Linked DNA regions of Homo sapiens: all the other regions are linked to region 4. The links are chromatin contacts, found by Hi-C or POLR2A ChIA-PET in ENCODE. All regions are on one chromosome and are shown on one strand. The core of a region is the stretch at or near the end of the contact, and the rest is flanking DNA. Distances in the headings are between cores, read along the strand shown. Region 1 overlaps NUDCD3 (NudC domain containing 3). Region 2 holds the start of PPIA (peptidylprolyl isomerase A). Region 3 holds the start of PURB (purine rich element binding protein B). Region 4 holds the start of UBE2D4 (ubiquitin conjugating enzyme E2 D4).

Region 1 (2,700 bases), core at 131-2,630, 540 kb before region 4:
AAGGCAATTACATTTTAGTAAAGGCCAGAATCAGACATGTTGTATTCCTGGAAAATTCATGATATAATAAAAGCATGCAAAAAATTATTTGGGTTTTTATCTAAAATTGAGTTAGGTTACAGGCTCAGAAGAATGTTAAACAGCTTCTGTCTACCTGCATGTCTAATGGGATGTGTGAAGGTAATGCAGGGCAGGGGACAGTGCCCATTGACTGCCCCAAGGACACCTAACGCTGCCCACACACTCCCAAACTCCCAGGAGGCAGGGCCTACCCTCCCTTTGAGAGCTGCTGATCAAGTAGGAGTTTTCTGTTTTCATTCATATTTGAAAAGTTGGAATAATCTGCTTTATGATGTCTTTATTCCCTGAAAAGTTAAGCTAATAATATTGGTCAGTGTTTTCCTATTTAGGAACATTTTCTGAACATGTGGTCATTAGGGGATTTTAGAGTATAAGTTATGTATCTGTTAATTTTTTCTGGGTAATTATGTGGTTGAGATGCTAGTGGCACACATTATGGTTACATTTGTTCAGTAACTGTAACTCGAGCCCTGGAAATTAGGCTTCTATAAAATTTCATAGCAATTCATGAAATGTTGTTTGTAAGCAAAATGTACCCAGCTCCTTGACTAAAGTTACCTTAAATATTCTTAAAGATAGAGAGGTAATACGCATTTCTTTTTCTCTTTCTGTATGTGTGTATATATGAGAGAGAGAGAGAGAGTGTGTGTGTACATGTCCCTGATAATTCCTATCTCAGAGCAGTGGAAGTCCTCTGAGTTTGATAATATGCTTTGCATGTGCTATATTTGTGGACTGCCTCAGAACATCTCTTGGGGAGACTACCTGGGTTCAGGGACCACCTGCCTATGCACCTGAATCATGTGAGCCCTGATTTTATTTACCACGGAGCCAGGCACTTGAACACTGTCCCATCCCAACTGTGTCCATCCCAACTGTGGACAGCTTTTACACGGTCCACCTCCTTGCCTTCCAGGACCCCTTCCTCCCTTCTCCTTGGCTTCTGTGGCCCTGCACCCATGAAGGCCAGCACAGGCACCACCTTCTCTAGGAAGCATTTCTGGCATTTGAGAAAATGAGCTTTCACACAGTCTGGGTTAGGGCCCGGATCCCAAACTTTCTGTTTCTTTGTTTCCTCCCCCTTTCAACCATTATGGCTGAGGTGTGGCCATTCTGCATGTCACATGGCTGGTGAAAGACTCCTTTCTCTCTCTCTTTGGTGCTTCTTCAAAGGCTCCTTCACTTTCAATGGTATAGGTCAGATTGTACCATGTGTCTGCGGCTGACTCAATCATGGTAGCTTTTCTGTCCTTCCCATAGCATCCCTAACAGGCAGGAAATGATTTAGTCTTTATGAGTGTGCCTCCCCCCACAGGGAGACAGCCTTTTCCTGTTGCAGATCACACTGATTTTAAGAGAAGACTTCTCTTCATATGCAGCTTGCCCTTCTATCCTCCCATCCCATGTATATGTGGCATACCTTCTATGATGTTTCAGGCTCTGTTCTAGCAGTCAGACATATAGAGTGGGAGATGCTCAAGGGGCTCACAGTTTAGGGGGAGCTTGGACAAACTGTTGCAATCCCATGTGATGAATGCAGAGGAAGGGTCCAGACCCATTTTCTGGAATGTCAGAAATACTTCCTGGAGAAGGTGATGCCTGTGCTGGCCTTCATGGGTGCAGGGCCGAAGAAGCCAGGAGAAGGGAGGAAGGGATTCCTGGAAGGCAAGGAGATAGAAGAAAGCATTTGAGTTGTGTCCAGAGAATCCCCTTGGGAGGGGTATAGTCTTGAAGGAGCGTTTTGAGATAAGCAGAGTTGAACCCGTCGGGTTTTTAGGCCTGTTGTCTAGGACTACCTAGGATATGTGGTAGGAGAAAAGAATTATCACACCGTTCAAATACATTTTTAAAAATAATGAAAGATTTTCCAATGGAGGAAAACTAAAATCCTTTAATGCAGATTTTGCAAAAAAGCGTTTTTGCCAAGTGTTGACTAGTGTAGAGTTAATTCATTTGGAGTAATGTTTTATAGTATTTGTGAAATTTAGTATAGGTTAGAGTTAGTACTGGATCCAGGGTTTAAACTTTTGTTTTCTCTTTCTTTCCCCCCAAATTAAAGCATCCTATCCTTTTCATCTTAATTTCATTCATATCTTCATATTACGTTTTTGAGATAGCTGTTTATTTTTTTGAGGGGGAAATAGTGACATAAATAGGTTTAGAACCTCAGGTGGCTTAAAACCCCAGATGTAGTCAGTGGTAAATTTTTTTTTTCTTGGTTAGTCTAGTTTTGGTGTTGGTAAGTATTATATATGCTGGTGGGTTTTTAAAAAGGGCACGTGGTAGAGTCTGGCATACTATTTGGAGTCTTGTGGTAGCTGCCCACTTCCTGCTAATGCAGTAGAGCATGTTCATAATGGCCTTATATGCTTTCCTTCCTAGGGCAGGCCGTACTTAGTCATACCAGGTAAGAAATATGTTTTAAAATTTTAGTTAAACAGTTATGATGATAGCTTATAGTTTACTTTGCATTTCTTTATTTATAGAAAGATTACATTTTCTACACAGTGATTTACTGTTGTTATTTCCTACTTTGTTAACTCATTAACTCCACTTACTCATTGATGGGAGTCTGGATATTATCCTTCTGTAGTTTTACAAATCCTCACATTTTCTTAT
Region 2 (2,700 bases), core at 56-2,555, 870 kb before region 4:
GTGGGGTGGGGTGTGGATTAACATGCAGTGTTTCAGTGCCTATGTGCCAGGCACTATGGACAGGGTAGGCAACAAGGAAATCGCTCTGTCCTCACGAAGACTGCATGAGGATCAATCTATTTTCGGAATAAGATCCCAAACTAGCCATTGGTGGCCTTTTGAGATGTGATTTAAAGGAATAAAACCACTAACATCCTATTTCGCTACTCCCTAAGGTCTATCCATGTTAACTGGAACGGAATCGTACTCAATATTTAACTTTGAAGACACGCGCCAAGTTTAGATACTATGCTATAATTACAACTGATCTTTAAGAACTCATTTAACGCTCTCAAAACTAATTAGGTAATCACTGGTAATCCACCTTGGTCGGAAGAGGCCTGCCTTGTGGCCAGTCGCAACTTGCTTGCTAGGCAGAGGGACAATCGGGAGGGGCTCAAGAGCGCCTCCCCCGCCAGCGCCGTCACTGCAGTGGAAGGCGGTCCTTGGGCACCAGCAAAGGCAAGGCCCATTTTCACATTTCCGCTTGGGGGTGGGGGACACGGAGGGACGTTTGGGGCACATGTATAAATATTCCTACTTTATCCAAATGGAAGATATTTCAAGTGGCAACCCGTCACATCCCAGCAAGTCTCCTTTTATAACATGGCCTCCCGGGATCTACAGGACCGAGCATGGACGGGCTCACACCGCGCCTCGATCCTTGAGAAAAACCCTCAAGCAAACAGCTTCCCAGCTCAGGATGTAAAGCACCCATGCCTGCCAGGGGACAGCTTCCCAGGAAGGCGGTCGCAAGCCCCCGCGAGCGTGCTTCTGGCTCCGGTCTGCGGCGCCCAGGCCAAGCTAGGGCGGAGCCCAACGACTCTCAAGGCGCGGACCTGAGCGCGGCCGCCGAGCACGTGCGTCGGACAGGACAGGGCGCGGCCACATGAGGCGGGCGGGCGGACGCGGGCCCCCTCCCCCAACGGCCTCGCAGCCGCCCCGCCTGCCTTTGTCCGCCGCCGTCCCGGCCTCCTCCCCGCGACTCGCGGACCTCCCAAAATGGCCCCTCGTCAGGAAATGGCGCCGCAGCCCGCCCGCGCTCGCCCCTCAAGCAGGGTCGCCCCGCGCCCGGGCCTTTGGGGCGCTACCACCCACCCCGACCCCGGCCCACTTTCTGGGCCCCATTCCCGCACGCCGCCGCCCGCCCGACCTCAAAGGAGACGCGGCCCAAGGGCTCGCCGTCGACGGCAATGTCGAAGAACACGGTGGGGTTGACCATGGCTAATAGTACACGGTTTTCCTCGGCGGTGGCGTCTGCAAAACGGCACGAGCCTGGCCTCCCGCCCCTTTTATACCACGTTCGGCCCCGCCCGCAACCCGGTCTCGCGCCTCCGTCCCGGCCAATCGGGTCTGCGACTTCGCCAGAGTGACAGTGCATCTGGCCTATAGACGGAAGCCGGCGCTGATGGGGACGACACATGAGGCGCGCGTGCGCGCTAACGCGCGGAGGCAGGTTCCCGCCTGCGGGCTCCGTCGCGGTGGCTGCGGCATGGGACTCGGGGCGGGGCGGCAGTACGGGACGCGGGGCACGGGGGAGGGTCAGTGCGGAACGGGGGTGGGCAGCATGGCGCGCGCACGCGGGAGACGGAAGCGCGGCGGCTCTTCGGCCGTTGTCAAGCGATGAGGCGCGTCTCCCCATTGCACAGAGGGGGCAACTGAGGCGAACGCAGGCCTCAAGGTCGCGCCGCCAGTCAAGGTCGACTGGGGTCCCGCGCCCGGACCCTACGCCTCCGCGAGCGGAAATGGGGATGGCGCGTCCCCGAGACCTAGGAGCAGCCTTGCGTCCGCATTCCGCGCGGGCAAACACCACGTCGCGTCCTACCAGGCAATGTCAGGAAGGAGGTTGCCTTTGAGCATCGCTGTTTTCTCTAACGAGGTGGGACAGGAGCAGTCTCCGGTTTTGAGAGATTATGAAATGCTTTCAAAATGCTCTACTTTCCGAAAATATCTTACACTCTGCTTGAATCTTCTTCAGGAGGAAGCCATTAAAACAGGAGCCTGGCCAGGCTCTTACCTGTGAAGATGCATTATGCACATTTTGCCCTCTTACTCTTTTTGAATCTCTGCTCCTGGTCTTTCCCTGCCCCCGCCCCGCCCAGCTCCTACCGCCCCCGCCTCGGGGCTGAATTGTGCTTTGATTTTTGGGTGAAAGATAAGTCACAATTTAAAAGCGAATTTCTTCAGGCAAAGACATTAATAATACTTTAATTAAAATGCACTTGTAGGCCAGGCGCGGTGGCTCATACCTGGCGCTTTAGGAGGCGCGGAGGCCAAGGCCGGGGAGGATCGCTTCATCTTAGGAGTTCGACACCGGCCACCAGCCTGGGCATCTTAGAGAGACGCCGTCTCTACAAAAAAATAAATAAAAATAAAAATTAGCTGGGCGTCGAGGCGCTCGCTACTCAGGAGGCTGGGCGGGGAGGATTGCTTGAGCCCGGAGGTCGAGGCTGTAGTGGGCGGTGATCGCATCACTGCATTCCAGCCGGGACGACAGAGTGTGACCCTCTCTCAAAAAATAGGCCGGGTGCGGTGGATCACGCCTGTAATTCCAGCACTTTGGGAGGCCGAGGCGGGAGGATCACCTGAGGTCAGGAGTTCAAGACCAGCCTGGACAACATGGTGAAACCCCATCTCTACGAAAAATACAAAATTAGCTGG
Region 3 (2,700 bases), core at 112-2,611, 960 kb before region 4:
GTTCTTTACAAGTCCATTGTTGGATTCACTATCTATGAATAACTACATTTAGGCTGGGTGTGGTGGCTCACATCTGTAATCCCAGCACTTTGGGAGGCTGAGGCGGGCAGATCACCTGAGGTCAGGAGTTCAAGACCAGCCTGGCCAACATTGTGGAACCCCATCTCTACTAAAAATACAAAAATTAGCCGGGTGTGGTGGCGGTTGCCTGTAATCCCAGCTACTCAGGAGGCTGAGGTAGGAGAATTGCTTGAACCCGGGAGGTGGAGGGTGTAATGAGCTAAAATCACGCCACTGCACTCCAGCCTGGGTGACAGAGCAAGACTCAAAAAAAAAAAAAAAAAAATTTAAGGATGAGGACATTTTGGCTTTGGAAAATCAAGTAACTGGTCAAGGTCACAGATTCAAACCCAGTGCAGTTGCAGAGCCTACACTTTTTAACACTATTCCAATTCTGCCTCTTGTTACACCTCAATGCTTACAACAAAAAGACCTCATAGGAATTATTCATTTTATTGATAAAGAAACTAAAGATTGGCAGTCAATTTCCTTAACCACTTTAATATGGCTAACTGTGGGGACAGTTAACTGATCTCTGGATCCCAAATCTAACCTCATCCTAAATCATCTTCTTTCTATATTGTTCCCACAGTGATCTTTCCAAAATGTGAACCTGATCACATACGGTGGCTCCAGACTCTGGGGTAGGCACTAACTCTCCCGCACTGCAAATGGCTTTCCTTGATCTAATCCACCCTCCAGTGTCATCTACGACCATTCTTCAGGCATACACACCCCCAGCTGCTCTGAGCTCCCAGCATCAGGCCCTGGGTGCCTCTGCACTGCCGTCTCCTATGCTGGGTGGCTCTTCTCCAGAGTTGCCAGGCCAACTGCAGTTTGCCCTTCAGAGTCAGCTCATGCCTCCTCTAGGGAACCCCACAGGCTGGTCAGAACCCGCTTCCGAGTGCTCCAAAGGATCTCCCTCCCCCCGGTCGCCAGTGTATAGACTGGAACTCTGTTCCCAGCACACAACCAGCGCGAGCAGGCTGGGGCCTGAGTATGCTCAGCTAACGCCCCGGAAGCGAGAAGGAGGGAAGTGGACGACACCGGAGTCTAAAGTAAAAGTGTCACGGGAAGAGGCGCGTAGACAGACGCAGCGGGCGGCTGAGTCACGCTAAGGCTGGCAAGTCCCCAGGGCTAGAAACCGAGCAGTAACACTAGCCTACTCTCAGCTTGCCGCCCGCCCGGCGCGGCCCCTGACGTCACCCCTCTGCGCCACGCCGCCGCGGCGCTTCCGGCCGCGAGGCCGCGGAGGGCGGGACGGAGTGACTTCACGGGAAATCGCGCGCCGGAAGTGGCTAGGGCTGCACGGAAGTCGCGGGGGCGGGGCGCGGAGGCGATGGGGGGGCGGCGGCGGCCGGCGATGAGCGGCGGGAGCGCGTGAGCGAGCCGGGCGGGCGAGGCTGGGGGGCCCCGGAGCGCGAGCCGGAGGGCGGGGGCGCGAGCGCGGCGGGCGGTGGCGGCGAGGCGGCGGCCTAGAAGATGGCGGACGGCGACAGCGGCAGCGAGCGCGGCGGCGGCGGTGGGCCGTGCGGGTTCCAGCCCGCGTCCCGCGGCGGCGGCGAGCAAGAGACGCAGGAGCTGGCCTCGAAGCGGCTGGACATCCAGAACAAGCGCTTCTACTTAGATGTGAAGCAGAACGCCAAGGGCCGCTTCCTCAAGATCGCCGAGGTGGGCGCGGGCGGTTCCAAGAGCCGCCTCACGCTGTCCATGGCGGTGGCCGCCGAGTTCCGCGACTCGCTGGGCGACTTCATAGAACACTACGCGCAGCTGGGCCCTAGCAGCCCCGAGCAGCTGGCGGCTGGCGCCGAGGAGGGCGGCGGGCCGCGGCGCGCGCTCAAGAGCGAATTCTTGGTGCGTGAGAACCGCAAGTACTACCTGGACCTCAAGGAGAACCAGCGCGGCCGCTTCCTGCGCATCCGCCAAACGGTCAACCGCGGCGGTGGCGGCTTCGGCGCGGGCCCCGGGCCGGGCGGCTTGCAGAGCGGCCAGACCATCGCGCTGCCTGCGCAGGGCCTCATCGAGTTCCGCGACGCGCTGGCGAAGCTCATAGACGACTACGGAGGCGAGGACGACGAGCTGGCAGGCGGCCCGGGAGGCGGCGCCGGGGGCCCAGGGGGCGGCCTGTATGGAGAGCTCCCGGAGGGCACCTCCATCACCGTGGACTCCAAGCGCTTCTTCTTCGATGTGGGCTGCAACAAATACGGGGTGTTTCTGCGAGTGAGCGAGGTGAAGCCGTCCTACCGCAATGCCATCACCGTACCCTTCAAAGCCTGGGGCAAGTTCGGAGGCGCCTTTTGCCGGTATGCGGATGAGATGAAAGAAATCCAGGAACGACAGAGGGATAAGCTTTATGAGCGACGTGGTGGGGGCAGCGGCGGCGGCGAAGAGTCAGAGGGTGAGGAGGTGGATGAGGATTGAAACGGGCAGCTTCCCCTACAGGCCTCCACCCAACCACCATCCCCTTGGCTAGAGAATTCCCTTTCCTGCTCATCCCCAGTGAGCTAGTGGAGAGGGAGCAAGGGAGGCCGCAGAGGGAAAAAACAAAACGTAACACAGTTAAGAGAAATAATCGTAAGAGAACAGTGACGGACAACTTGAGAAAAGCAGTCAAGTTCCAAGGAACTGACAGCAACCTGC
Region 4 (2,700 bases), core at 189-2,688:
GCTAACTCGTATTGAGTGTTTGGTATACAGCAAGCATGTGCTAAACACATTTCATAGCATTTAATTCTCAAAACAACTCTGTAAACATGTAGGACTGGGAGGCTAGGAATGATAAAGTGCCTTGCCCAAGGTCCCACTATAAGTGACCTCACATTCTCTAACCCAGGTCTGTCTGACACCCAAGTCCATACTTTTACCTACTACAGGTAATGACTAAATAAGTTACTAGTCATGTACTTGTGGAAAGTTAATGTTAAAAATTAGTTATAGGACTGGGCATGGTGTCTCACGTTGTAATCCCGCCACTTTAGGAGGCAGAGGCAAGAGGACCGCTTAAGCCCAGGAGTATGAGACCAGCCTGGGCAACATATCGAGACACTGTCTCTACAAAAAATAAACAATTGGCTGGCATGGTGGCATGTAGTCCCAGCTACCCAGGAAGCTGAGGAGGGAGGATCACTTGAACCTAGAAGGTTGAGGCTGCAGTGAGCCATGATTGTGCCACTGTACTCCAGCCTGGGCGATACTCCAGCCTGGGCGACAGAGCAAGACCTCAAAAAAAAAAAAAAAAAAAGTTATAAATACTACTTCACAACATGCTTACATTTACTATTATGTGAATAAGTGGAATACAAAATGCAGTATAATTGTTTTAAATATAGAAAAAAAACTGAAGGTAGGTATGCTAAAATGTTAACAAATAGTAAAGTGATAGAATTAGAAATACTTCTTTCTTCTACTGTTGTGCGTTTTCCAAATTCTAGTGAATGCATTAAACCCTCATGGACTCCCTCTTACCTGCAGGATAAAAACCAGTTACTTCAGCACTGCTCCTAAGGACCACCCAAGTCCACACCATCTGCCCTTCAGCTTCCCCGCTACCCTGTCAGTCCTCCAAGCCTCGTAGTCTCCCCGTTGCAGGGAAAGCCTTTTCCCCTTTTCCCCACCTGCCGAGTTCCTACTCATCCCTTAGGACCCAGCTTCTTCCTGGATACCCTTCTGGATACCCACCCAGCCCTTCTGGATACCCTACAGGGGGAACCCGCTGTCCAGAAGCCTGCAGGTGGCCCCACGGCGCCCCGCCCGCATGACGCAGCCCTCGTGGCCACGGCCCGGCCCCGCCCCGCGCTCGCGCAATCCCTTTCTCAGGCTGCGTTCGCTTTTCAGGCTGCGCGGGAGGCTGTTCTGCCTCCTTCCCAGGCAGGTGTATCCGCGACTCGCGGAGCCTCCGTCACCTTTCACTTCACGGCAGCGGCGCCCCGCCCACACCTCGACGCTTCGGACACCCAAAGAGTTGGAGGGTGGGAAAGTGCGTACCTTCTGGATCCGCTTTAGCGCCATCCTACCCCGCTGCCGGGGACCCGGGCGGCCCGGCCGGGGCTGCCTGAGGCGGCCCGCTGCCGGCTCAGCCGCCACCAAGCTGCACGCCGGGAGCCGCAGCCTGCGCTTGCGCGCGCGGGGCACTGTGGGGCCGTCGTCGCCGCGTGCCGAGCGTCCTGGCGCGGCCGAGGGGAAGCAGCGGGGCTGCCCGGGTTACGCTGGCCACCCGCACCTGGTCCTGTGGCTTCGACCACTAGTCAGCAAGGCCCCGGAGAGGCCAGCGAAGAGGAGGGGCTCGTTGGCTTTACGGAGACGCGCGGAGCACCCTCAAGGTGCCACACGCTCGCCTGCTCCCTGTTCCTACATCCTGGGCGTCTTCCCAGGCTGTCATATAACTCCTGAGAATAGTGGTTCTTAACTCTGTAAGTATATATACCCTCGTACGCCTTATGGCTGGATGCGTTACAGCCATTTCCATGTAGATGTCTGTGCATACGTTCACACGCAAAACTCTCCGCAGTTTTGGAGATCTCCGTGTTCAGTCGTACCTCACGTGATCTTGCACTGCCAACATTGAGAACCCTGGCCTTAGACTATGCATCTCCCAAACTTAATTATCTGTCTCCTTCCTATTTTCCCAAGACTTGGCAGGCGTCTAGGTCAGAGTTGTTCAAACTGAGGGTTATGAACTAGTGTGTCACGAAATCAATTTAATAGGTTGCAACCAACATTTTTTTGAAAAAAAAAAAAAAAAAGCCAGACGAGGTGGCTCACGCCTATAATCCCAGCACTTTGGGAGGCCGAGGCAGGCGGATCACTTGAGGTCAGGAGTTCGAGACCAGCCTGGCCAACATGCTGAAACTCCGTCTCTACTAAAAATACAGAAATTAGCTGGGCGTAGTGACGTATGCCTGTAATCCCAGCTACTTGAGAGGCTGAGGCACGAGAATCACTTGAACCCAGGAGGCAGAGGTTGCAGTGAGCTGAGATCACACTGTTGCACTCCAGCCTGGGTGACAGAGCGAGACTCTGTCTCAAAAATAATAAAAAATAAAAATAAAAAAACAGAATAAAATATCAGTGCATTTCACATAGTAAAGGTAAGAATTGTGGAAGTTTTGTTGGTGTGTGTATGTAGATGATATTTAATCTTCAGACTGAGACATGTTTGAGCATGAAAGTGGCTGTTAATATAATTACTCTGGGACCAACGCTGTAATCTAGAATTGTCTCCAGCCAGCCAAGACACATGGTCACCTCTATGTTTGTACTCAGTCAGCATATAAAATGTATTATAGACATTTCAATAGTTGCCCAGCTTTGTCCCTGGCTTTCACGCTCCCATTCCCCCAATCTGTCCTCCACACAACTTCATGAACT

The links. Hi-C counts contacts between places; a loop is a spot of excess contacts on that map. ChIA-PET counts read pairs that join two places held with the same protein, here RNA polymerase II (POLR2A). Pooled maps may share reads with other maps.
Region 1: a loop to region 4 is called in a map with no recorded cell type, with 11 times the contacts of the local background. The contact joins the enhancer-like site here to the promoter of UBE2D4 in region 4. A Hi-C loop is called at or near these places in 1 of 37 single-sample maps with no recorded cell type and 5 of 50 pooled maps. POLR2A ChIA-PET finds 5 or more read pairs at or near these places in 1 of 52 experiments (naive thymus-derived CD8-positive, alpha-beta T cell).
Region 2: a loop to region 4 is called in a map of B cell, with 11 times the contacts of the local background. The contact joins the promoter of PPIA here to the promoter of UBE2D4 in region 4. A Hi-C loop is called at or near these places in 3 of 168 maps with a recorded cell type or tissue (B cell, CD8-positive, alpha-beta T cell and naive thymus-derived CD4-positive, alpha-beta T cell) and 8 of 50 pooled maps. POLR2A ChIA-PET finds 5 or more read pairs at or near these places in 1 of 52 experiments (activated CD4-positive, alpha-beta T cell).
Region 3: a loop to region 4 is called in a map of B cell, with 18 times the contacts of the local background. The contact joins the promoter of PURB here to the promoter of UBE2D4 in region 4. A Hi-C loop is called at or near these places in 1 of 168 maps with a recorded cell type or tissue (B cell) and 7 of 50 pooled maps.

What each region holds. Positions count from the first base shown.
Region 1 is chr7:44,460,176-44,462,875 of GRCh38, reverse strand. All of the region lies in intron 2 of NUDCD3 (NudC domain containing 3), which reads left to right. Among named protein-coding and RNA genes, the nearest start is that of NUDCD3, 29 kb to the left of the region's middle. Within about 2 kb of position 1,380, at least 2 of the 41 ENCODE cell types and tissues checked have a DNase peak (open chromatin) inside an H3K27ac peak, as active enhancers do.
Region 2 is chr7:44,795,286-44,797,985 of GRCh38, reverse strand. PPIA (peptidylprolyl isomerase A) reads right to left here and starts at 1,305. Exons shown (of 5, transcript NM_021130.5): 1 at 1,193-1,305. The coding sequence starts at 1,261. It overlaps LOC105375259 (a long non-coding RNA gene), which reads left to right and starts at 1,456. Exons shown (of 2, transcript XR_007060300.1): 1 at 1,456-1,918; 2 at 2,562-2,700. RefSeq lists silencers at 835-1,184, 1,205-1,474, 1,565-1,764.
Region 3 is chr7:44,884,191-44,886,890 of GRCh38, reverse strand. PURB (purine rich element binding protein B) reads left to right here and starts at 1,361. Exons shown (of 1, transcript NM_033224.5): 1 at 1,361-2,700. The coding sequence starts at 1,543. The coding sequence ends at 2,481. RefSeq lists enhancers at 932-1,181, 1,330-2,289 and silencers at 1,172-1,531, 1,822-1,871.
Region 4 is chr7:43,925,174-43,927,873 of GRCh38, reverse strand. UBE2D4 (ubiquitin conjugating enzyme E2 D4) reads right to left here and starts at 1,438. Exons shown (of 7, transcript NM_015983.4): 1 at 1,318-1,438. The coding sequence starts at 1,341. It also overlaps a transcript of URGCP not described here. RefSeq lists a silencer at 1,005-1,544.